Linked DNA regions of Homo sapiens: region 2 is linked to region 1. The links are chromatin loops, found by intact Hi-C in ENCODE. Cell type or tissue: A673. All regions are shown on one strand. Links, peaks and the distances in the headings refer to the core of each region. The heading gives the core; the rest is flanking DNA. Region 1 holds the start of KRTAP4-6 (keratin associated protein 4-6). Region 2 has its middle 15 kb from the start of KRTAP17-1.

What was found. Hi-C counts contacts between places; a loop is a spot of excess contacts. Peaks named below come from ENCODE experiments on the same cell type or tissue, not always from the same donor. Only the 100,000 strongest peaks of a DNase experiment are listed, where the experiment ranks them.
Region 2: a loop joins it to region 1, with 6 times the contacts of the local background. A loop is called at or near these places in 2 of 110 quality-filtered maps.

The regions. Positions count from the first base shown.
Region 1 is chr17:41,135,339-41,146,937 of GRCh38, reverse strand. KRTAP4-6 (keratin associated protein 4-6) reads left to right here and starts at 6,394. Exons shown (of 1, transcript NM_030976.2): 1 at 6,394-7,505. The coding sequence starts at 6,451. The coding sequence ends at 7,068. RefSeq lists a silencer at 2,556-2,658 and an enhancer at 6,750-7,262. In A673, for the core only: no CTCF peak of the experiment used is centred there; DNase peaks (open chromatin) are centred at 1,567 and 1,887; H3K27ac peaks cover 2,966 bases.
Region 2 is chr17:41,324,223-41,336,229 of GRCh38, reverse strand. It overlaps the pseudogene TBC1D3P7. Among named protein-coding and RNA genes, the nearest start is that of KRTAP17-1, 15 kb to the right of the region's middle. RefSeq lists an enhancer at 6,120-6,689. In A673, for the core only: a CTCF peak has its summit at 6,707 (motif pointing right); a DNase peak (open chromatin) is centred at 6,739.

The sequences.
Region 1 (11,599 bases), core at 1-4,000:
TCAGTATTAAAGTATATGAGGCTTGTAATTTCCTGTGTCCACAAGAACTGGGCCACAGCAGGAATGAGATGACACAGTGTATCTGCGTAATAAAGAGACTATTTGCAAAGGTGTAGCTAGAGTTCAGGGAAAGCAACAAGGGAAAGCTCAGTACCCAGGGCTCACAATAACAAGGAGCAGGTACCCCGGGTCTGAAGGCCTATGCAATAATTTGGGTGAAATGTCCCAAGGGTGGCATGCGAAACTTCTTAGAATAAGTATGCACAGACACTCAAGTACAGTCATTGGCTTTGGAGAGAGTTATGGTGCTCTGAAGGGTCCAAAGATGATATGGAAGACATTGTGGTGAAACCCAAGGTAGACATAAATTTATGAATGGGAAAGTGTGACTGCAGTTATTATTCTGTGGTCACATCAGCTTTATCTAAATGCACAGTAGAGATGGATTTTAAGTGAATGAAACATTGACTTAGTTGATGTTTCATTCACTTCAAAGTCTCTCAGTACTATTTGCCCATGCTAAATATATAGCTTTGGAATTGCTCAAGCCTTTCTAGCTAGTAAAACTAAGCAAGATAGAACTCCAGAAAGGCAACAATAGATGCCTGTTTTGATTAAAGAAGTAACTGAAATAAGAGTTTTAATTCCCATGAACTCCCTTATAACAGTCCCATCTGGCCAGTGAGTAAGGAAGAGGTTAATCAACAAGCTTGGTGATTAAACAAGTTGGTTCCACCAATTGTTTCAGCTGCACCACCTAAGTCAGAATTTTACAGGAAACTCAACAAACCTAGTAAGACTCATACGCCACTGCAGACTCAGCTAGTGTATTCTTTTCGATGCCAGTTTCAGAGCCCAGACAGGTGCAATTCACATTTTCATGGCAAGGAACGCAGTATACATATACAATTTTGCAACACAGATATATGAGTTCACTAGCATATTGCCATAACCTATCAAGGCAGACTTGAACTTGATAACCATTAGAAGCATGTTAATACCATACATTGATGACTGTGATACTAGCACATGAAAAATCATTAGTGAATTGAAAATCAAGTCCAGAAATAGACTAACGTACACAAAAGAATTTATTATATGAAAAGGTGGCACTTTAACTCAGTAATGGAAAGATGTATTATTTAATAAATGATGTTGAGCCTTGGTCACATCTGATTATAAAACATTTAAACCTCATATTTTTATCTGTATAAATTCCTAGTAGGTAAAATATTTTAAAATATAAAACATGAAACCTTGAAGTTAACAGAAATTATGGGATAATGCTTATGTAAATTTATAACTGGAAAGGCCTTTTAAAATATGACACATACCCAGGAGCTGTCAAAGAAAAAAATTCATAAATTTTACTGCATCAAAAGCAACATGAGGATAGAGAAAATTCCTTTCATATCTGATTTTGCAGAGAGGTTGTGTGTATAGTGATTAAAAACATGGACCCAGTGCTGGGCTGGCTGAAATAAAATTACATTTCCCCTGCTTACTGGCTTGAATCCCACCTGTGCCTTAAGTTTCTCATCTGTGAAGGGAGGATTATAATAGAATTTACCATACTGGATTGTTGGGACTAGTAATTGAGCGAATATATGTAAAACAGTAGAACAATTGCAAAACATGTCGTTTGTTATTTTGTTATTCCAGCATCCAGCAAAATTCTCAGTATACAATATTTAGAGAAGAAAGAAAAAGAAAGAAAGAAAGAAAAAAGAAGGAAGGAAGGAAGGAAGGAAAGAAAGAAAGGAAAGAAAGAAAGGAAGGAAGGAAGGAAGGAAGGAAGGAAGGAAGGAAGGAAGGAAGGAAGGGAGGGAGGGACAGGAATTCCATAAAACATTGGGTTTTTATTTTGCTTAAGTTTCTGAAAAGAACAAGTGTAGTTAGTGCATAATTGTGCCAACGATTCCATTCTAGTCTTTTAATGTAAATATTTCTTCCTTATCTCTAAATGGCTTATTCTTTTTAAGTTCTTCTTTTTTAGGCACATCTTATCCTTTCTTATTTATTTATCCTTTAAAAACTTTAATTATTGGCTTTAAGTAGGTAGGGGGTATAAATTACATATATAGAAAATTATAGAATATGTAAACAATTAGTTCAATTGAAATATCTTTTATAACTTTTAGGAAGAACCCTTCTTATACCTCTATTTTCAATTTGTTCCAAGTCTCTACTGATTATTTCAAAGAAAGAATTTAGTTATTTCATAAATAAATTTATTATTTCATAATAAAGAGAATAATTTATCTTTGTTATGCTCACGGCCATCACCTGATGCTGAGAGTTCAAATTTTACTGTCTTACTTCAACTTTTTTCTTTTCTTTTCTTTTCTCTTGTTTTTGAGATGGAGTCTCACTCTGTTGCCCAGGCTGGGGTGCAGTGGCATGATCTCTGCTCACCACAAGCTCCGCCTCCCAGGTTCATGCCATTTTTCTGCTTCAACCTCCCAAGTAGCTGGGACTACAGGCGCTCACCACCATGCCCAGCTAATTTTTTTGTATTTTTAATAGAGACAGGATTTCACCATGTTACCCAGGATGGTCTTGATCTCCTGACCTTGTGATCCACCTGCCTCGGCCTCCCAAAGTGCTGGGATTACAGGTGTGAGCCACCACGTCCAGCCTCACTTCAATTTTTTAATGGCATCTCTTCCCAGAAATCCAGGAGTGTTTTGTCATTTCTAAAGGCAGATCAAAAATTAAAATACATTGTGCATAGCATATATTTTGAAAGCACTTTTGCCAAAATTATAACAGCAAGAAAAATGAACCCACTGGGCGGTTACAATATCACCTAACATTCCTTCCTGAAGGCTTTTCATAGCTCCCTACCATTTCTTCCAGGATTTGAGGGTACCCACAATTTCTCCCTCATGCTATCAATCCCAACTTCTCTCATTACTTCTCAAAACAGACCTTTCAGCATATCACTTTCACCATCACAAGCCAGGGTCATGCCCAATCTCAATTATGTGCTCCTTTTATATCCCCTTTCTCTCCACCTATTTGAATGGTTTGTATTCTCAAAGGTCAGTGTGACCCTTGAAAGCCTTGACAAAATCTTCATCCATTAAACATATGTTTCAGGTTCTGTTATATAAAGATGAATAGATCATAGTCTATGCCCTAATGGAGTTTGTATTTTAGAAGGTGCCAATAGACAAATGAATTTCTGAGAGAGAATCAGATGGTAGAGGCTGTGCATATATAAGGCACAACAGATGTGCAGTGGAGGAAGGACCTTGCTTTGTGTGAGAACAAGAAAGATATTGGAGAAAAATGGCATTTGGACAGTAAAAAACAAATAGAAGAATGCTAAATTAAGAAAATAAAAAATATTTTACCCCAAAATATATTTTTTGACATATTTTAAGATGGCTGCCACATGACCAGCAGACTAAAGTGGCCCTGCAAAGCTGTCTTTTGTGAAGGAAATTTGCATCTGTAGAGAATCTCCATTAATGCAGTCAGGCCTTCTCATTATAGGCCTTTCCTGGATCTAGAAGAGAATAACTGACTGTCTGACACCCTTAGAGTTCTGAAAAAAATCATTTACCATCTCTTTTCTCTGAGAGTTGCTACCTGTGAGATTTCATCCACATAACAAGACCCCCTTTGCTGGCCAAGCCTCTTTCTTTCTCCCTCCCATAACCTGTTGATATGGTTAGGCTTTGTGTCCCCACCCAAATCTCATCTTGAATTGTAGTTCTCATAATCCCCACGTGTCATGGGAAGGACACAGGGGGAGGCAATTTAATCATGGGGTCGGTTACCTTCATGTGATAGTGAGTTCTCATGAGATTTAAGGGTTTTATAAGGGGCTTATCTTCCTTCTCCTCTGCACTTCTCCTTGCTCCCACGATGTGAAGAAGGATGTGTTTGCCTCCCCTTCTGCCATGATTGTAAGTTTCCTGAGGCTTCCCCAGCCATGGTGAACTGTGAGTCAATTAAACCTCTTTCCTTTGTAAATTACCCAGTCTTGGGTATTTCTTCATAGTAGCATGAGAATGGACCAATACACCTGCCTTGCCACTAAAACCTGTTTCCTGTTTTTGGCCATGCTCTGAGCCCTCATTCTTTCTGGGACCTCAAGATGTTGTATAAGCTTCTGTACCTTATTGAGGGGTTGAGTTTTCATTCTGAAGGCTCTTGGGTATACTTGTTAGATAAATGTGTATGCCTTTTCTCCTACTAATCAATCCGCCTCAAGTCAGTGATTTTTCAGTGAGGAAAATCCTTCCTCCATTGCACTTCTGTGGTGCCTTATTTACACATGGGCTCTATCATCTCATTCTCCATTGGAAATTCATGTGTCTATCAGCTCCTTCTAGAATACAAACTCCACTAGGGCAGAGATCTCCAGGTTCCTCAGGCCCCACATAAGTTCACAAGAGACATCCCTTCATTCCCAGGAAGAGAAAATATTGTGAAGGTAATTTGTTCTTTCCTTGAATAATTGCTTTTCCCTGAATGTCCACGGCACTAAAGAAGACCCTTTATTTAGAACCATGATCATGTGAGGATTTTATTTAAAAACTCTTTATGGGCCGGGCACAGTGGCTCTCTCCTATAATCCCAGCACTTTGGGAGGCCAAGGTGGGTGGATCACCTGAGGTCAGGAGTTTGAAATCAGCCTGGACAACATGGTGAAACCCCATCTCTACTAAAAATACAAAATTAGACGGGCGTGGTGACACATGGCTGTAATCCCAGCTACTTGGGAGGCTGAGGCGGAAGAATTACTTGAACCTGGAAAGCAGAGGTTGCAGTGAGCTGAGATGGTGCCACTGCACTCCAGCCTGGGCAATAAGAGTGAAACTCCATCTCAAAAAATAAATACATAAATAAATAAAATAAAAACTTGTTATGAATGCAATTTCTGTGTAAATGTAACTGGACCCAGGTTCAGCTGCTTGCTGCTGGAAAGCCAACACATAAGAGGCAAGGGCTGGTGAAAGGAAAGTTAGTTCTAGTTGGAGAGCCAGTAAACCAGAGGATAACCTTGCTTTGTGTGAGGCCAAGAAAGATATTGGAGAAAAATGGCATTTGAACTAACTGGTAATGAATAACTAGAAGAATGCTAAGTGAAGGAAATAAAAACATTTCACCCCAAGATATATCTCACTGACATCCTTTAGCTAGTGAACTAGCATTCTAAAGTGCCATCTTAAATTTTAAAATTTGCCATAGGGTTTTGAAAGGGAAACTTGGCATGGGAGACATGCAGGGGTGGTGCAGGGTGCTGAGTCTGCATGTCTTGTTCCAATGGCTATCTTGGGTGTCCAGAGGTTTGGGAGGCATTATTTTGACTTCAGCCCAATGGTGGTGGATTAATTGTTCAAGATTCCCCCTAAGTGAGAGGATTCCTCAGGGCTCTGTGCCTGGTTTGTTTCAAGATTAGCCTCTGGAATTTCTTAAGCAAGAATATAATTAGATAAGATATTAGATAGTATTGCCAGAAGGGAGTGTGCAGAGGGAAGGAATGAAGAGGTGAGAGGGGAGGAAAGGAAGAGAAAGTGGGTGATTTTTAAAATTGAGGTCCACAGTTACATAAGTACCTGTAAGTTAAAGAATATATCTTTTATATTCCTCTCAATGCTTCTTAAAAAATCTTAGAAATAAGTGATACTAAAAAAAAACCCTGCTAGATGTTTTAGCTCAAAATGTATGAAAAAGATTTTAACAAAATGTCAATAAAGCATAACCATTACACATTTGATATTTCAAAAGGCAGATCAAAAACTATGATCCACATTACTCTACTTCAGCCTGTAGGACACTTTTGAAGACAGACGCAGCTCAAGCCCAGATGATGCTTTGTTCCTTAGAAACAGTGAGTCACTACTAACTGTTTCAAGGTGCACCAGAGTGATGAGAATTAACACAGCTTGCAATGACCTAGGAATTTAGTTAGCTCAATGGCCACCCAGAATACATACAATGAATCATAAGCTTCCTTATTTCTCACACTCAAAAACAGGAGCATATTTTCTTTTTTTCCTGTCAGCATTCCAGCTGATTGACACATGCATTTCTCCACTAGAGATCTTAGCCCAATCAGAAGCTCTCCCAAAACGATATCATGATGAGAAACAGACAAGTGACAGTGGCCCTCCCATGTCACATGATACCCAGAGACTGAAGTCATGTGACACTGAAACCAAGGAAAGGAAAACAAGAGGTGACTCATGTGGGAACACCAGGGTGAGAAAAGGGAAATAATCATTTTCTATATATTGGGATTTTTTACTAGAAAAACACAATATAATTTAGTAATTGCATTTGTGTCATATAAACAAAAACAAGGAAACAATCTTCTCATAATCACAAAGGCTCCTCAGCTGGGTATAAAAGGGGACATGCAGCAAGGAGACTCCCAAACTCACGAAACTCACTCTCTTGGAAACCCACCCAGAACCTTTACCCTCTGACACCATGGTCAGCTCCTGTTGTGGTTCCGTCTGCTCTGACCAGGGCTGTGGCCTGGAGACCTGCTGCCGCCCCAGCTGCTGTCAGACCACCTGCTGCAGGACCACCTGCTGCCGCCCCAGCTGCTGTGTGTCCAGCTGCTGCAGACCCCAGTGCTGCCAGTCTGTGTGCTGCCAGCCCACCTGCTGCCGTCCCAGCTGCTGTCCCAGCTGCTGTCAGACCACCTGCTGCAGGACCACCTGCTGCCGCCCTAGCTGCTGTGTATCCAGCTGCTGCAGACCCCAGTGCTGCCAGTCTGTGTGCTGCCAGCCCACTTGCTGCCGTCCCAGCTGCAGCATCTCCAGCTGCTGTCGCCCCAGCTGCTGTGTGTCCAGGTGCTGCAGGTCCCAGTGCTGCCAGTCTGTGTGCTGCCAGCCAACCTGCTGCCGTCCCAGCTGCTGCATCTCCAGCTGCTGCCGCCCCTCTTGCTGTGAATCCAGCTGCTGCCGCCCGTGCTGCTGCCGCCCCTGCTGCTGCCTGCGTCCAGTCTGTGGCCGAGTCTCCTGCCACACCACTTGCTATCGCCCAACCTGTGTCATTTCCACCTGCCCCCGTCCCTTGTGCTGTGCCTCCTCTTGCTGCTGAGCTCCTTGCCTGAAACTATCTCCTCCCCTTCAGCTCACTCCTCACAGAAGCAGACCTTGTGCATCTCATAAACAACTCAGAAGAGGCCATTCCCACCAACTGTGTTTCCATATCCTGGACATATATCTAGGATATATGTCCTGGCTATACATCTAGAATATATGTTCCCCATGTTGACCCAAGTGTGAAATTAGATATTATTTACAGAAAGAAATTAATAGAATTTACCAAATTTTATACCTTATATTTGTATTTATGGATACCAAGTTCTTCTGTCCCAAACATGGAAATTCTTGCAGGGTAACTCGGGGCAAGGTTGTCTCACTCTCAGATTTGAAAGTCTGATTGTTTCACCCTGTATTTCCTTTTACAGCAATGTTTCTGTATCTTATTTTTGCTGCTTCTGAATAAAACTCCACTTTTGTCGCATAGAAATACAATGTTCTTTTTGTGTTGCTTTGTAATGATTGTCCTTAGTTCCTGAGAAATTCCACCCAAAACACAACTGAACGAATCCTATTCTTGCTCTCACCTTCAAGAAAATTGCAACATGTAATGACCTAAAAAAAAGGCAATACATGGATGTTTCCAAAAGTATTGAAAAAAATAAAGATTTTAAGTTAAGTTTTTTTATGAATATGGAGAAGGGTTATATCCCACAGCTAAATTTTCTTAAATATTTTTGAAAGTGTATCTTTCCCTACAATCTCACTCCTCTCTTATTTGCTTTATTTTTCCGTTTCCCTCCTCCACCCATGGCCCCCGATCCTGTCATCTTGTTCTGCCCTTATCTCTTTTATCCCATTCTTGTAAAACCAGAGGCTACTCTTTAAGGTTTATCCATCTCTCGTGTAATTCAATTTATCACACTCTCAGCTGCTTTAATTTCATCTCCATCCATTAACAACAAAATAATTACCTTTAGGGAAAATCAATCTTCTGAGAAGTTGGGGAATTGCAGAAAATGTAAAATACTCAAATTTTAGTATTTTTCCTACCTTAATGACTTTTCTGTGGTGTGTATTTAATAGCATGGTCTTGGGGCACATGGTCTTGGTCAATAAATTCTACAAAAATGAATTTTCATAGAGAAATATGGGGACTTAGAAGAAACCAACTAACGGAATAGTTTGGTTCTTAGTTAAACCCAGAATATGGCCTATAAACTCCATCCTAGGGGGAAAATGGTGAAAATAAATTTTATGTCAATTCAAGCTAGTAAAAGCAGGAGAAACATTTAGAAAGTTCTGTACTAAATACATATTCTAGGAGTTAAAGGTCCAGTAAATAATGTAGTGGTATTGAATCATGAATCTTTAACTTCCATAGGTTCTACTACATGAACGAACAATAATTTAGACTGTGTAGGGGCATTATTCCTTCACACCACTTACAGCACACAACTCCTAATGGGTCAGAGAAAGTAGGTGAAAATTAAATGAACCTCCAGTTGGTCTCAGCATATGAAATGGGACTTTGAATGCCGTGGGACTGAATGTGGCTTCCTGGTCATAGGGAATAAGTGTCTGAGAATAAGACATCTATGCCCTGAGCTGTGGGACACTCCATCACTTGTAAGTTGAAAACAAAGCAACAGAAACCACAGGAGACTGGAAAGGAATCACCAGAGAAGTAAGACAACAACTAGCAGAGTGCAAGGTCCAAAATCCCGATGAAGGAAAGAGTGGTCACTTGAAAAAGTAAAGGACACTCACAGGTAGGAATTGAACAATGAGAACACTTGGACACAGGGCAGGGAACATCACACACAGGGTGGGGAACATCACACACCAGGGCCTGTTGGGGGGTGGGGGGCTGGGGGAGAGATAGTATTAGGAGAAATACCTAATGTAAATGATGAGTTGATGGGTGCAGCAAACCAACATGGCACATGTATACCTATGTAACAAGCTTGCACGTTGTGCACATGTACCCTAGAACATAAAGTATAATTAAAAAAATTAAAAAACAGAATTCCACTTCCAGTTGTGACAAAGTAACTGATAGAAGATTCAACCTCTCAGTAGGAATGACTCTGACAATTAGACAAAACTAAGAAAACAGTTGTTTATGAGCATTGGGAGTTGACTTATGCAGGCAGTATTTGAGAGACCATGGTCTCAGAAAAAAATTAAATTCCTTCAGCTGAAAGACAAGATCACCTCCAGCCTCTAGTTTTTCATATATAATTCCTGAATTTCTGGCATTCAATTAAAAAAATTACCAAGTATGCCAGAAAAAAATGACTAAATGAGCAAAATCAAGAAGAAAAAAGAAAATAGAAACAGAGCCAAGGATGATCTATATACAGGTACTAACACTGACTTTAGAATACTTACAATTAATATGTTTGAAATAATAGATTAAAAATGTAAATTTTATTAAAGAAGTAGAATCTATTTTTAAAAAGTTCAGTAAAAATTCTAGAACCAAAAAACTCAAAAACTGAAATTAAGAATTCAATAAATAAGCTTAACAGAAGATTAGACAGGAGAGAGGAACAGCAAAATGGAAGTAGAAAATATTCACATTGGAATGCAGAGAGAAGAAAAGTTTTAAAATGGAGAAAATAGCATAAGACACACTTGGAGCATAGTGAAAAGTCTAACATACATGTAAATTGGAGTCCCAGAAAGAGAGAAGAGAGAATGGAGAAGTTATAAACAAAGAGATACTGGATGGCAATTTGAGACAATTGATGACAGACCTCCAGTCACAGATTCTAGAACATCTCTGAACCCAAGCAGAGTGAATAAAAAGAAAAACAACATGTAGGCACATCAAGGAAAGTTGTTGAAAACCAAAGATAAAAAGAAAATCATAAACGTAACAAGAAATGGATACAGCCATTATAGAAAACAGTATGGAAGTTTCTTTGAAAATTACAATAGGTCTGCCATATAAAATCTAGCAATTCCACTTCTAGGTATATATCTGAAGGTAAAAAATCAGTATCCTGGAGTTATCTGCACCTCATGTTTACTGCAACATTATTCTCAATAGCCAGGATATGGATTCAGTATGTGTCCATTAAAGGATGAATGGAGATATATATATATATATATACACACATATATATACACACACACACACACATACACACACACATCATATATAATAATATTAATATATGTTAAAGCATACATATAAAGAAATATTATTCAGCTTTAAAAAAGGAAATTCTGCCATTTGTGACAAGATGGATGAGCCTGGAGGATACTATGTTAAGTGAAATAAGGCAAACACGGAAGGAAAAGTACTGCATGATGTCACTTATATGTGGAACCTTAAAAAAAGTGAAACTCACAAAAGCAGAGAGTAGAATGGTGGTTATTAGGGGCAGGAAGGTGAGGGAAATTAGAAGATATCTGTCAAAGGGTACAAGGTTCCAGTTATGTAGAATGAATAAATTCTAAAAATTTAATGTACAGCATGGTGACTACAGTTAATAATACTGTACTGTATGCTTGAAACTTGCTAAGAGAGTAGATGTTAAGTGTTTTCACACACACACACATGCACACACACACACACACAAAGGCAACTAACTATGTGAGGCAATGAATATGTTGATTATCTTGCCTTTAGTAATCATTTTACAATGTATATCAAAACATTGTATTGTACACCTTAAATTATATATATATAATTTTATAATAAAATAATAAAATAAGTAAAAGCAACAGGGGAAAAAACAACATACACTTTTACAAAAAGAACAGGAAGCCTAAAACTCAACTGAAATAATGGAAGTGAGAAGACGATGAAGAGACATCTTGTGAAGGGAAACACTGCCGATAGAGAATTATATGCCCAGAGAAACAAAAAAGATAATGAAATTAAGTTATTTTCAGGAAAACAGAAATGAGAGAATAGGTTAACAGAAAACTTTGCCAAAAGAAAAAGACTAGGCCAGGAGCTGTGGCTAACGTCTGTAATCCCAGCAGTTTGGGAGGCCGAGGTGGGTGGGTCACTTTGAGGTCAGGAGTTGGAGACCAGCCTGACCAACATGGAGAAACCCCATCTCTAGTAAAAATACAAAACTTAGCTGGGCATGGTGGCAGGCGCCTGTAATCCCAGCTACTCAGGAGACTGAGGTGGAAGGATTGCTTGAACCCAGGAGGCAGAGGTTGCAGTGAGCTGAGATTGCACTACTGCACTCCAGGCTGGGCGACAGAGCAAGACTCTGTTTCAAAAAATAAAAATAAAAACAAAAACAAAAAACAAAAGAAAGGCTTCAAGTAAAAGGAAAGTGATAGGAAGGATGGTCCCAACAAAGGGTAATTCTACATTGTTCTTTTCCAAATCAGTCATTTTCTATATTCCATTTCTTCATTATGATTTTCATTTTTAAATTTTTATTTAATATACTTTAAGTTCTGAGATACATGTGCAGAACGTGCAGGTTTGTTACATAGGTATACACGTGCCATGGTGGTTTGCTGCACTCATCAACCCATCGCCTAGGTGTTTTTTTTTTTTTTTTTTTGAGACAGAGTCTTGCTCTATCACCAGGCTGGAGTGCAGTGGC
Region 2 (12,007 bases), core at 4,239-8,238, 190 kb before region 1:
TCCTGGGGAGCCTAGTGAGATGAAGGCACTGCAGAGCCTCCCAAAAAGAGGCATCAGCTTTTGGTGGAGACTTGAGCCCGGGAAGGTGGGACATCATGGTTCATCAAAGACACAACCAAAATCCAGTGAGGAATGGCAGCCATCAAAAGTTTTATTCTTCAAGAGAAGGAGTTCTCAGGGGCTGTGGGCAGCAGGCACAGAGCTCTTTAGTGCATGTGTGGGCAGGTGATGGTGACCTACAGTTTGCACTGGGAACTAAGATCAAGAGTGACCTGACCTCTGCTCATGCGCATCTCTCCCTGTCTCTCTCTCTACCTTTTATGTCTCTCTCCTTATCTCTCTCCCCACACTCCCTCTCAGCCTCCTCTGTCTCTGTCTCTCTCCCCATCTCTCTTTCTCTCTCTCACTCCTTTCTTCCCATGTCTCTTTCTCTCTCCTTCTCCACTTCTCTCTCCCTCCTCCTCTCCCTCTCTGCCACTGTTCAGGCTCCTGCCCACCCCTCCCTGCTGTGCAGAGAGGCACACGCAGGACTCCTAGGCTACCTTCCAGGGCACACGCACAAGGCTGCCGGGACTTGGTCCCAGTACAGTGCCCCCACCTCCCAGTGCCCTCAAGGTCAGGGGTGTGGGGTGTGCTTGTGCTCTCTTGGGTGGGCACCCCACTCTCCAGGAAGCAGAAGCTGCAGGTCACTGCTGGCTTGAGTGGCACGCCTATTGGACTGCTGGCTTCCATCCTGTGATCTGCCGAGGCCAAAACAGAGGACACCTGCCAAGGCCCCACCCTGCTCCAGGGTTGGGGTAGAGGTAGGGGTAGTGGTGGGGATGAGAGCAGCCACTGCAATCTGGTCCCTGCCCAGCATCCTGCCCTGCACCCTGCCATGCAAGGCCTCCTCTGCCACCCTTTCCCTGCCCCTCACCATCTTCACCCCTAGAAAGCCCCAGGCACAGGCTCCAGAAATCTCCCTGGATCCAGGAACTAAGAGCAACCACTGGGCTCCACAGCCCCTAGGCCAGGTGTCAGCCACACCCACTGCATGCTGACAAATCTTGGCTCTCACTTATGCCCCCCCGCAAGCCAGCCACACTCTGCCCCCACTCCCCCCACTTCCTGACTTTAGCCCTGACTGACAGTGCTGCCTCCTGGTAACCTTTCCCCCTCCCCACAAGGTCCAGGCAAGCCCAAATGCCAGCACCCGCCACCCACCCTTCCTGGGTGCCCCTCTATTGTCTGCTTGCCTAGATGTCTTAACCTCATTTTACCAAGCTAGAACAAATAACAGGGATGAGCCCCCAGCCTCTCCCAGGAAGATTTGGCAAAATGCTCTCCTTTTAGAAGCAGGAGCAGTGACAGGACCTAGGGATGACCCGAGGCTTGTCACCCAAGCAACAAGAAGGGCAAGGAGCCCAGTTTTATGACCTCACCTTGGGAGGACATGGCCAGGGCTCCACAAGGCCCTGTGGGGGGCTGGCAGGAGAACAGATCCACTCTCCTTTTGAGGAAGCAGGCCCCAACCCTAGGAAGCAGCAGATGGGGGCACACAGGCAGAGCTTCCGCAAGCTGTAGATCAGGGTCAGCAGATCTGCATTCAGCTTTAGCCCCAGGGGAGCTGCAAGACGTGAGACACTGATAGGTTTGGCTCTGTGTCCCCACCCAAATCTCATTTTGAGCTGTAATCCCCATGTGTCAAGGGAGGAACCTCATGGGAGGTGATTGTATTATAGGGGGCTGGGTTCCCCCATGCTGTTCCCCTGATAGTGAGTGAGTTCTCAGGAGAGCAGATGGTTTTAAAGCATGGCACTTCCTCGTTTTCTCACTCCCTCCTGCTGCCTTGTGAAGAAGATGCCCGCTTCCCCTTCGCCTTCCACCATGATTGCAAGCTTTCTGAACTGTGAGTCAATTCAACCTCTTTCCTTGATAAATTACCCAGTCTCAGGTATTTCTTCATAGCAGTGTGAAAACAAAACAAACTAAGACAGACCCCTTCTCTGAGGTGCCTTCTTCTGAGGCCACCAGCTGCCCCCATGCTCCTCCTCTGCCCCCTGGTCTTTCTTTTCCCCTCATGAGGCCCAAGTGATCTGCATGGCCAGCCCCAGCCCCATCCTACTGCAGGCCTGTCTAGCTGGTGGAGAGGCCGACCTCCTTTCCTGACCCTCAGGCTGGCTGATATGCTCTCTGGATCCTGGAGGAAACTGATTGTCTCTCCTCATACTGGTAGCAACTTCTTCCAAGACCACAAAGCTGGAAAACTGGTCTTTTTGTTGTCTCCGCTTGCTAGGGCTGTAGTTGGGACAGTACTAGAGGTGGGCCAATGGATGAATGGATGGATGAGTGGGACAGTAGTCCAGGGAGGATGTCCCTGTCTGTCCAGTTTGCATCGGCTCCTGTGCAGTCACATAGCTCCCTGCTAGCTGAGTTGAAATTAAAACCCATTCAGTCTGGCTTCTATATGGCTCATGGGGCCTGTGGACTGGTCTCTCCTTTTCCCTCCAGACCCCATCCCCATTAAGTCCATGAGCAAATCATGTAGGTGACATCCTCACAATGATCCTGAGGTGACTCTACTCACCATCTGCCTTCTCCCACCTAGTTTGAGCACCCTTCATTACTTACCTGGACCAGCCAGCTGGCCCCCCTCTCCTCCCTGCTGGTGTGGTGTGGCCTGTTAACACCTGAGCCGCAGCTGAACCCACTTCTGGCTAGGACCCTCTGCTGGCTCCCTGGCTGCTCTGAGTGACAGCTAGAGCCTTGCAACAGCCTCAGCCATTGAACCTGGGACTTCTGTCCCTGAGCTCTCTGCTGCTTGCCTCTGCTCACACCAGGACAGATGCAGGCTTCCCCTCTGGGCCTCAGGCATGCCGGTCATGCTCCTGCCTCAGGGCCTTTGCATGAGCCATTCCCACTGCCTGGAATGCTCTCTGCCAAGATATCTGCTTGGGTGACCCACCACCTCCTGCAAACATTGCTCGAACCTTGCCTCGTCAATGAGGACTACAACCCCGGCCACGCATCTAGAAGGCATCCAGCACAGAGTATGTGCTCAATACACAGACAAAGCAGGACAATACATGAGACAACTGTCCCTCTCCCAGGCCCCTGGGAAATGCTGGGATGGGGAAGATATTCAGATGTCAAGAGGAATAGGGCCCAGTGTCTTGATTCTCATTCCAGTGCTCTTCCTGTTCACAGGAGTGGCAGGGCTGCACATTTGGAGCAAAACTGAGATGAGTTTCAAGGGCCGCTGAGCATCTTACCCACCCACAGCCTTTCCCAGTGTTCTGGGAGATAAACAGCTGTCTCCTATATTGTCCTGGATCCCTGGAGGATGGGCCAGGCTTGGAGGTGGAAGAAGAGCTCAGTGGGGAGGGGGCCGAGAAGGGGCTGCCCAGAGGTGACACATCTGGAGTCCCCAAATCTGCATCAGGGCAGATGAGTAGAGCTGCACTCTCCCAACCTGCTCATGTTGGCCTTTTGTGATCTTTCATTTTGCCCCATCCGCGTTGCCCTTAGGTATTCATTGCTACCTGTTATCACTGGAATAAAAATGGCCATGGGCATTCTGCCCTTCCTCCACCTCCCTCTTCTCCATCCCTTCTTTCTTCATCTGTGTATTGAGCACATACCCTGTGCTGGGCCCCTTCTAGATGCATGGCCAGGGTTGTCCTCATTGATGAAGCAAGGTTTGAGCAAGGTTTGTAGGAGGTGATGGGTCAGCCAAGCAGTTTTCTAGGCAGAGAGCATTCCAGGCAGCGGGAATGGCTTGTGCAAAGGCCCTGAGGCAGGAGCATGATTGGCATGCCTGAGGCCCAGAGGGGAAGCCTGCATCTGGCCTGGTGTGAGCTAGGGGAGAGCAGGAGATAGCTCAGGGAGAGAAGGCCCAGGTTCAATGACCTGAGGCCACTGCAAGGCTTCAGCTCTCCCTTGGAGCAGCTGGGGAGCCATTGAGCAGAGCAAGAGCCAAACTGAACGGGTTCCAATTTCAGCTTAGCTATCAGGGAGCTATGTGACTGCACCAGGTCCAGGCGGACCCACCTGTACATGAGTGACAGCACCCACAGGGTCCAGAGCTCACATGTCCATGGGTCCAGCTCAGTGCCTGGCATGCCGAGAATACTTGGGAAATGCCAACTAAGGACTCTCACCTCAGGAGGGTCTCTTCTCATTTCCAAAGCTGTCTCTTGCTTTGGAATGCACGCAGACACTGGGCAAGTATATATGGAGCTTTTAATCTCTGCCTGACACCAGAGACACATCCACAGACTGACCGAGTTTCCTGCCCTTGTGCTGCACTCCCCTTGAGGAGACAGACGACGGTGACATGCAAGGAGCTAAGATGTCAGGACACTGAGCTGTGAACGAGGCAAGCAGGGGCTGAGGGATGGAGGAGACAGGGTGGTGGCAGGTGGGGGTGGCCGGGATGGCTGGAGCCTGGGACCAAGGTAGGTTCCTGCACTGCTCTGCGTGGGGACCTAGCTGGGCTCTGAGTCATGAGGGCAGACAGTGGCCAGGGTGAGGCTGGCACTGTGCATCCCCTTCCCCACTGCTGAAGATGCCGCCTAGGGTGGGCTCACAGTCTTTGGGGAGTTAAGAACCATCCTGATCCTAGAGAAGGTTATTTCTGGAAGCAAAAATCCAGGGTTTATGCTCCTGGGACAGGGGATCCCTGGAGCCTCTCATCCTCCCCATAGCCTTTGCATTGGGCAGTGAAGGCGTTTTCCTGTTGAGTCTGAGGAAGGGAGAAGTGGTGTCACTTGGGGTGTCAGCTTTCATCTCACTTAGTCCTCACGGGGGCCTGCAAAGTAAGGGTCACCATCGGCCCAATTTACAGATGAGGACACTGAGGTTCAGAGAAGTTACATGATTTGCCCAAAGTGACACAGCTACTAAGTGGCTGAATGGGATTGAATCCAGGTCTTTCTGAGACAGCCCAAGCTGTTGATGGAGCCCTCTGGCTCACGGATGAGCAGGTAAAGTGAAACAAACACTTTAGAAAGCTTACCTGAGGGTGAGGGGGCAGGCAATTGAGCCTTCTGTGGGGTCCGAAATGTTTACAGTTGTCTCTCTGCGTACGTCGGGAATCAGTTTCACCACCTCCCACAAATACCAAAATCCACAGATGCTCCAGTCTTGATATAAAATGGTACAGTATTTGCATATAACCTAAGCACATCTTCCCATATGCTTTAAATCATCTCTAGATTACTTACCTATGCAATCATGTGTCAGATAGCAACATTTCAGTCCGTGCCAGAATGCATATAGAATGGTGGTCCCATAAGGTTATAATGGAGCTGCCCTATACAGGTGTACCATCTCTAAAAATTGATATCTAAAAAGAGATGGGGTCTTTTTATGTTGCCCAGACTAGTCTAGAACTTCTGGGCTCAAGTGATCCTCCCGGCATGGTCTCTCAAAGTGCTGGGATTATAGGCATGAACCACTACATCTGGCCAGGTGTACCAATTTTTTTTTTTTTTTATCATTTATACTGTATTTTTATCATTCTTTTCTGTGTTTAGATACACAAATAGCCATCATTGTGTTACCACTACCTATGGTACTCAGTATGGTAACATGCTGCAGAGGTTTGGAGCCCAGGAGCAATCAGCTCTACCATTCAGCCAAGGTGTGTGTTTGGTTGCAACCTCTGAAGGAAGCTAAGGAGGAATGACCTAAAGACAGAAGGTGAGTCCGAGGTGGGATCCTGGGACAGGTACCAGAAGTTAAGCAAAAACAGGTGAAATCTGAATGAATTTCACCATATTAATATAGTGACAGCATTAATAACCTTAAATAATAGTTAACATTATTATTCAGTTAACAGGATTGCACCCATGTTAAATTCCTTAATTTTTTTTTTAAGAGAGAAAGTCTCATTCTGTCGCCCAGGCTGGAATGCAGTGGTGCGATCATAGCTCACTGCTTCCTGGATCTCTTGGGCTCAAGCGATCCTCCTGCTTCAGCCTCCTGATTAGGTGGGACTATAGGCACACGCCACCATGCCTGGCTCCTTATTTTTTTTTTTTTTTTTTTTTAACTTTTCTCCAGGGATAGGGTCTACCTATGTTGCCCAGGCTGGTCTCAAACTCCAGGACTCAAATGAACCTTAACCTCCTGCCTTGGCCTCTCAAACTGCTGGGATTACAGGTGTGAGCCACCACACCTGGCCTAAATTTCTTAATTTGGACAAATGTGCCATGGTAATGCAAAATGTCATTATTAGGGGCAGCTGGACGGAAGGTGTCGGAGTACACTATAATGCCTTTTCAGTTTTTCTATATATCTAAAATCATTTCAAAAGTAAACATTTATTTTAAAACATGGACGTGGTTATCCTTCCATGAGTGTAAAGTACAAAAGGCAGGCTCATGGTGTTGTCAGAAGTCAGAACACTGGTTGCAGGGCTGGGGGCGCAGAGGCTGGGTTGGCTTTGTGATCTGGGGGCTGATGTGTTCCATCTGTTAATGTCTTTAGAGCTGTGCACTTTCTTCATAAATTTTCATAAGTTTAACAAAAAAGTAAAACGAGGATGGGAAGCTTGTTTGGGTTGTGGGGCCTCGGGAGTGTACTGCTGCTTGTCCCTAGCTGTGAATGGGGTGCCCTGGTCGGAAGCAGTGCTGTGTGCACTGCAGGGCCGGCAAGTGCATGTCCACGTTGTGGCTCAGTGCAGTGAAAGCCAATCTCAGCCCCTTCCGCAGTGTGGTCAGCCTGCCAGTAGGTGGCCAGCTGGTCCTTCTGGGAAATGGTGCCATCCCAGGGGTTGGGTGTGAATCTGTTTTCCACAGACAAGGCGCTCAGCAGTGGTGTCAGCCTGGTGAGCCTTGGTAAGGGCATGTGCAGGATGCTGAGCCTCTCCCGTCCCCATGCCCGTCTCATGGCCACTTGCTCTGCGGGCCCATCCAGCAAGCATGGTGGCTGGGAAAGAAGCCGGCTCCATCCACAGGGCATGCTGTTTTGCCCACCTCAGGACCAAGAGTATTCTCTGTAGTAATTCTCTTTGGTGGGAGCACTGGGAACATGAACAACAGATACCTTCAGAGTCTGAGCTGCTGAGGTGAGGGCTGCAGGGTGCCCTGCTGTCAGGAGAGCCTGCACTGGCAGCTGGAAGGCACGTGGTGGTGGCACCTGCTGTGGCTGCAGCAGTGGCTGCAAGGCTTCGAGATCTCTCCCCGGTTCTGTAAGGTGAATTGTGACAATGCAGAGCTCTGCAGTGCCAGGGTCCCCTGCATGGTCATGCTGACTGCAGCTGGGAGCCCACCACAGCCCTGGTACCCCTCTCTTCCCAGGGCTGGGGTCTAGGCCAGGCCACTCTTGGCCTGGGTATTGTGCCCCAGGTCCATACTGCTGGCTGTCTGGGGCTGCAGGGATGCCGTGCTCACGTCTCTCTCTTGTGGCCTTGATGGGACCAGCTTCCCCATTGAATGGGATCTTCCAAGGTATCTGGGGCTGCGGGGAAGCTGGTGGGTGCCACCCTGGTTCCTTCCAGATACAGGTGCCCATGTTGCAGTGGGGGTATCTCCTGATCTCCTTCTTAGTCCTGATGGGCCTGGGCAGGGCCTGGTGTCGAGGTCCCCATGGGCTTCCTGGGCTAGGTCTGTCCCATGGTCCCAGGGCTGTCCAGGACACATTTGGAGGGGACACGGGCCCAACAGCCCTGTTCGAAATCATAATGGGGAAACCAAGGGCTCACCACGTCCGAGTCCATTGGGAGCTGAGGCAGGGAGTTCCACTGCAGGTACCTCCAGGAAACCCGAGGTCCTCCCTGAGCTGGGGCCAGTCTGGGCACACCCTGGGATAGCCCCACCAAGACAGGACAGGGTGTGAAAGGAAGAGGCACCCATGGCGGGGAAGCTGACCAAATGCACTGCTGGAAGTGGGCTTGTGGGCCTGGAGGAGCCTGCCTACTCCCCTTGCAGAGGGTCTTCCTGCCACACGGTGAAGCCAGCTCAGGCCTGGGTGCTGAGGACCCTTGCTTAGGTTTGGCTGAAAGGAAAACAGATATGGTCAGCATCTCCAGTGAGCCCATGCAGATCTTTCCGGGTCAGGCCCCACCTGCCTGGGTCTCTAGAGTCCTCAGGGTCTCTGTGTGGCCCCCGTGGCCTGACAGGACACGCCTGTAGGCTGCTGATCCCAGAGGGAGGGAGTGTGTGCCGCCTGGGGTGGGAAAGCTGTATGGGCATGGGAGGTGGCTCCTGGGACTGCCTTCTGGGACTGCCTCCCAGGGTTCAGGCTGGCTGGGGGCTTCCTGCCTTACCACCCTCATCCCAGGGCTGTTGGGCCTGGGATACAGTCCCTAGTCAGAACTCAGGTGGGAGGGGCCTTGGTTGTCACCCAGCCCCCTTGTCACCTCACATGGGGACCTATCTCCACAGTGGGTGAGAGGACCCGGACACAGGGCCCTTTCTGCCCTCCTGGGCTGCCCAGTCCATGCCGGGACTGACTGTTCCCACAGCTGGCTGAACTCTTGGCTCTGGCTCTGGGCCAGGGGTCCCACCCGTGCCCTCTCCCTGAATGCTCTGGGAGTCAGGGACACCAATTCCCTTGTCTCCCTGGCTCGAGACTTGTTTTTCTGGCACCCTTGGAAGGGTGTGCAGGAGTGAGGGTCCTCTGCTGCTCTCTGAGTCTGTCAGTGCTTGCAGGGAGGGGCGGGGGCTCCCCCAAATAGGCCTGGCTCTTCCAATGCCCTTGAGGGCCATTTGAGGGGGAGGGCAGGACAATGGAAAGTGGGAGGGGGTTTGTTGGAGGGTCTTGCCCACATCCCCCTCCTGTGTGCACAGCACTGAGTACCAGTACACACGCACTGAGCGCCTGCCCTGAGGACCGGTGGGCCTCCTGCACTTACTTAGCATCCAGGAGGAAGAGGAGGAAGAAAAGATGTAAGAGGAAGGCCCAGGTTTGGGGTCACAGGCACTCCCCCACTATTGACTGCCCCAGAAGGTGACTTGGTGGGGGGACTGGGTATTGGAGCCTTCCTGGGGGTGGCAGGTCCCCATGCTTCCTGGTAGTTTCCTTACAGAGCACAGAGGCCTGAAGGTGCCTAAGAACTGCATCACTGTCCAGGGCCCAGGTTTGGGGGAACTGGTCCTGAAAACGCGCCCACAGGCCAGACCTGGAAGCCTTCATGAGGTGCTCTAGGGACAGGGTGAGGATCAGGCCAGGAAAGTTCCCTGGGAGGCGTCAGAGCCGACACCCCATTGCCACCTCTGTCGTCTCCCACTGGGTGGTGCCGGATCATTTTGTGGCCACAACAGGGGTGCAGATGTGCACAGGAGGCTGTGGTTTGGGGGAGGCCTGGGCAGGGAAGTGCTTGCCACACTCCCGACTTTCATCTGGGTCACGTGCGGGATGGGCTCGGCATCACTGTGCCCTGCCCTGCTCACCAGGCCAGACCTTCTTCTGGGCTGGAGCAGAGAAACATGGGGACAGTGTGAGGAAGCTGCCCTTGGGCCAGTCGGGGTCTGACCCCAGAGCTTCCCAGGCCCCACTGGGCACACGTGGACTTACTCCTCTGAACCTTGAAGGCAGTGCGTGCCATTGGCATCAACACCTGTTCCTTTCTACCAAATACACCCTCCACAGGCTTAGGGTGAGCCCGAGAGAGATCTGTGGGGACACAGGTGTGGGAGGCCCTGGCTCGTCCAGGCTGGAGGCTGGTGGCTGGATCTGGGCCCACTGGGGCTTCAGTCCCCCAGAGTCAGTGACCCTCCCCATGAGGGTCATCTGACCCCTCCAGGAGGCTGGGTCTGGCTTCCCTGAGCCCTCCCAAGTTAGGTCCTGGGTCAGTCTATCCATGAGGCTGGGCCTGAGCCCTGGCCTCTGCTGGGGGATGACCCCTCTTGGGCAGAGGGCCTTGCTTGTGTGTCCTACAGGGACCTGCCTGAGCCTCCTGTGGGCTGGGGGTGAGCCAGACCCCTGGGCTGGGGAAGTAGAGCACTGCAGGGCAAGGAGGGTCCCTGAGCCACGGTCTCCCTGTGCCTCCTTATCCCATTGATCACCCTCTGTAGAAGCCAAGCTAATGAGGAACCTTGAGCACATAGCCCTTCCGTGTCCCGACAGGAGGAACAGAGGTGCTCAGGGCCCCCTAGCCTGCCCTAAAAACCTCCTTCTTCTAGGGCCCTCTGAAGACCCTTCCCCAAGTGCAGAGTACTGGGTGGTGTCCAGGGCTCCCCACAACACCTTCCCCCTTCCTGCATTCCCAGTGGACACACTGCCCTCAGCCCTGCTCTGCAGGAGCTGGGCCCCTGTCCCTGTGCCTCTGTCTCCTCCAGGGCAGGAAAGGAAACCCAACTCCCAGTACATGGAGAACCCCACGTCCCAGGTCAGGCCCTGGCTGGGACTCAGCCTCTCACCAGCCCCACGAGGGGCTCCAGCACCCCCGACTCCTCTGGCCCCATGGGATGCTGGGCCTCTAGGGAAGAGTCGAGGGGACCATAAACTCACCAAGTGCCTCATGGTCTTGGGGTGTGACGTGGGTACCACATGCTCCTGGTGGTCTTGGAGCCCCTGGACCCCTGTGCCATTTGGGCTGTGGAATCCTGAGAAGCCTCCAGCCCATCATGAAATCAGAGCCTGTTCCCAAGATGTGGAACTGTCGGCTGGAATTGCTGGGCAGCTGCAAAGGCCCATGAACACCGGGCCTCCCACCCTCCCACCTGGTGACCCCACCATGCGGCCTTGGCCCTGGGGAAGAGGGATGGGAACATCCTCTGGAGCCTGGCCGGAGGTGCTCCTGGAGGCCTCCTGGGCCCGGGTGCTAGGAAGGCAAGGCTGACTTTGAGGCCATGACAGAGGGCGGGAAGAACTGGGTGGGTGCTGGGTTTCGTGGTCGTCTCCTGGAAGTGGGGTCGGGCCAGGGTACATGGGAAGGGGAGATGCTGCCATCTGGGCTTCATCGACCCATCTGTGGGCACCAAGGGCAGCTGGAGCCTGGCCAGCAGGAGGGCAGGAGGACTCTCACGGAGGGGACAGTCAGTTGCACAGAATCAGAGCCAGAGGGTGTGGCTCCAGGCCACAGAGGGCAGCCACGGGGGGATAAGATGTCCTCTGTTGATGGAGATAAAAGGCGTCTCATTTGGGGCCTGGGGGTACCTGTGTAGCCCTGGGGGTATCCGTTCAGTCCTGGGCTTCTGTGGGGCCCTCAGCAGAGACATTCTAAAGGCTCCAGATAAGTTGGCGACACAGGAAGGTGCCTTCACTAAAAGTGGAGGTCACCTGGCCAGGGTGGCTGAGAAAAATCAGCCCGAGACGGGACAGGTGCCACCCAGGGTGGGTAGCCGGGCCCTGACAGGAGTCCCTCAGGGAGTGACCACATCACCCTGCTGAGGTTTAGGGATCCTGGCCTGAGACTTGCCTGGTGTACCCAGGGTGCATCCAGGGCCCATCCCACCCGACATTCCCAAGCCCTCACAGGGTCTGACCTCCCGGCATCCACCTGCCTCTCCCTGCACTCCAGCCACCCACCCTGCTTGTTCCCCAATTTCTGCCATCCTGTCAACCCAGAGATGGTGAATGTTTCCCCAGCCACCCTGGCCCTTCTTTGATCCTTGTCCTGTCAGAACCCCCGAGTGATACTCCCCAGATCTGTTCACATGCCTGCCTTGTCTGCTCTCTCATTGGGCTGCCGATGGCTGCTGGGGAGATGCCAAGGGTGACATGGGTGACCGAGGACCCCACAGATGGCCAGGATGGCTTCCCTGCCCCACCTCCAGCCTCACCTGGCTCTTGGAGCCCTTGGCTGTCAGCCCTCAGCCTCCTCCCAGACACTGCAGCAGCTGGGATTGGGGCGCCTGACTGTCCTCTCCCACTGTCCCGCCTGCCTTAAGTCAGTCTCCCCCATCACTTTCTGCACACCGTGCTGTCCAAGCCAACTGGAAGCAGAGTCTCTGGAAAGCCACGCAGAGCCTTGGGGACTGACCGGCTCCCTCTGCTGGGACTCTGCTGACGAGTCCCAGGTGAGTTGGTGTTTTTGGCTCCACCCCTTCTGTCATCCTCACCAGACCATCGGCTCCTT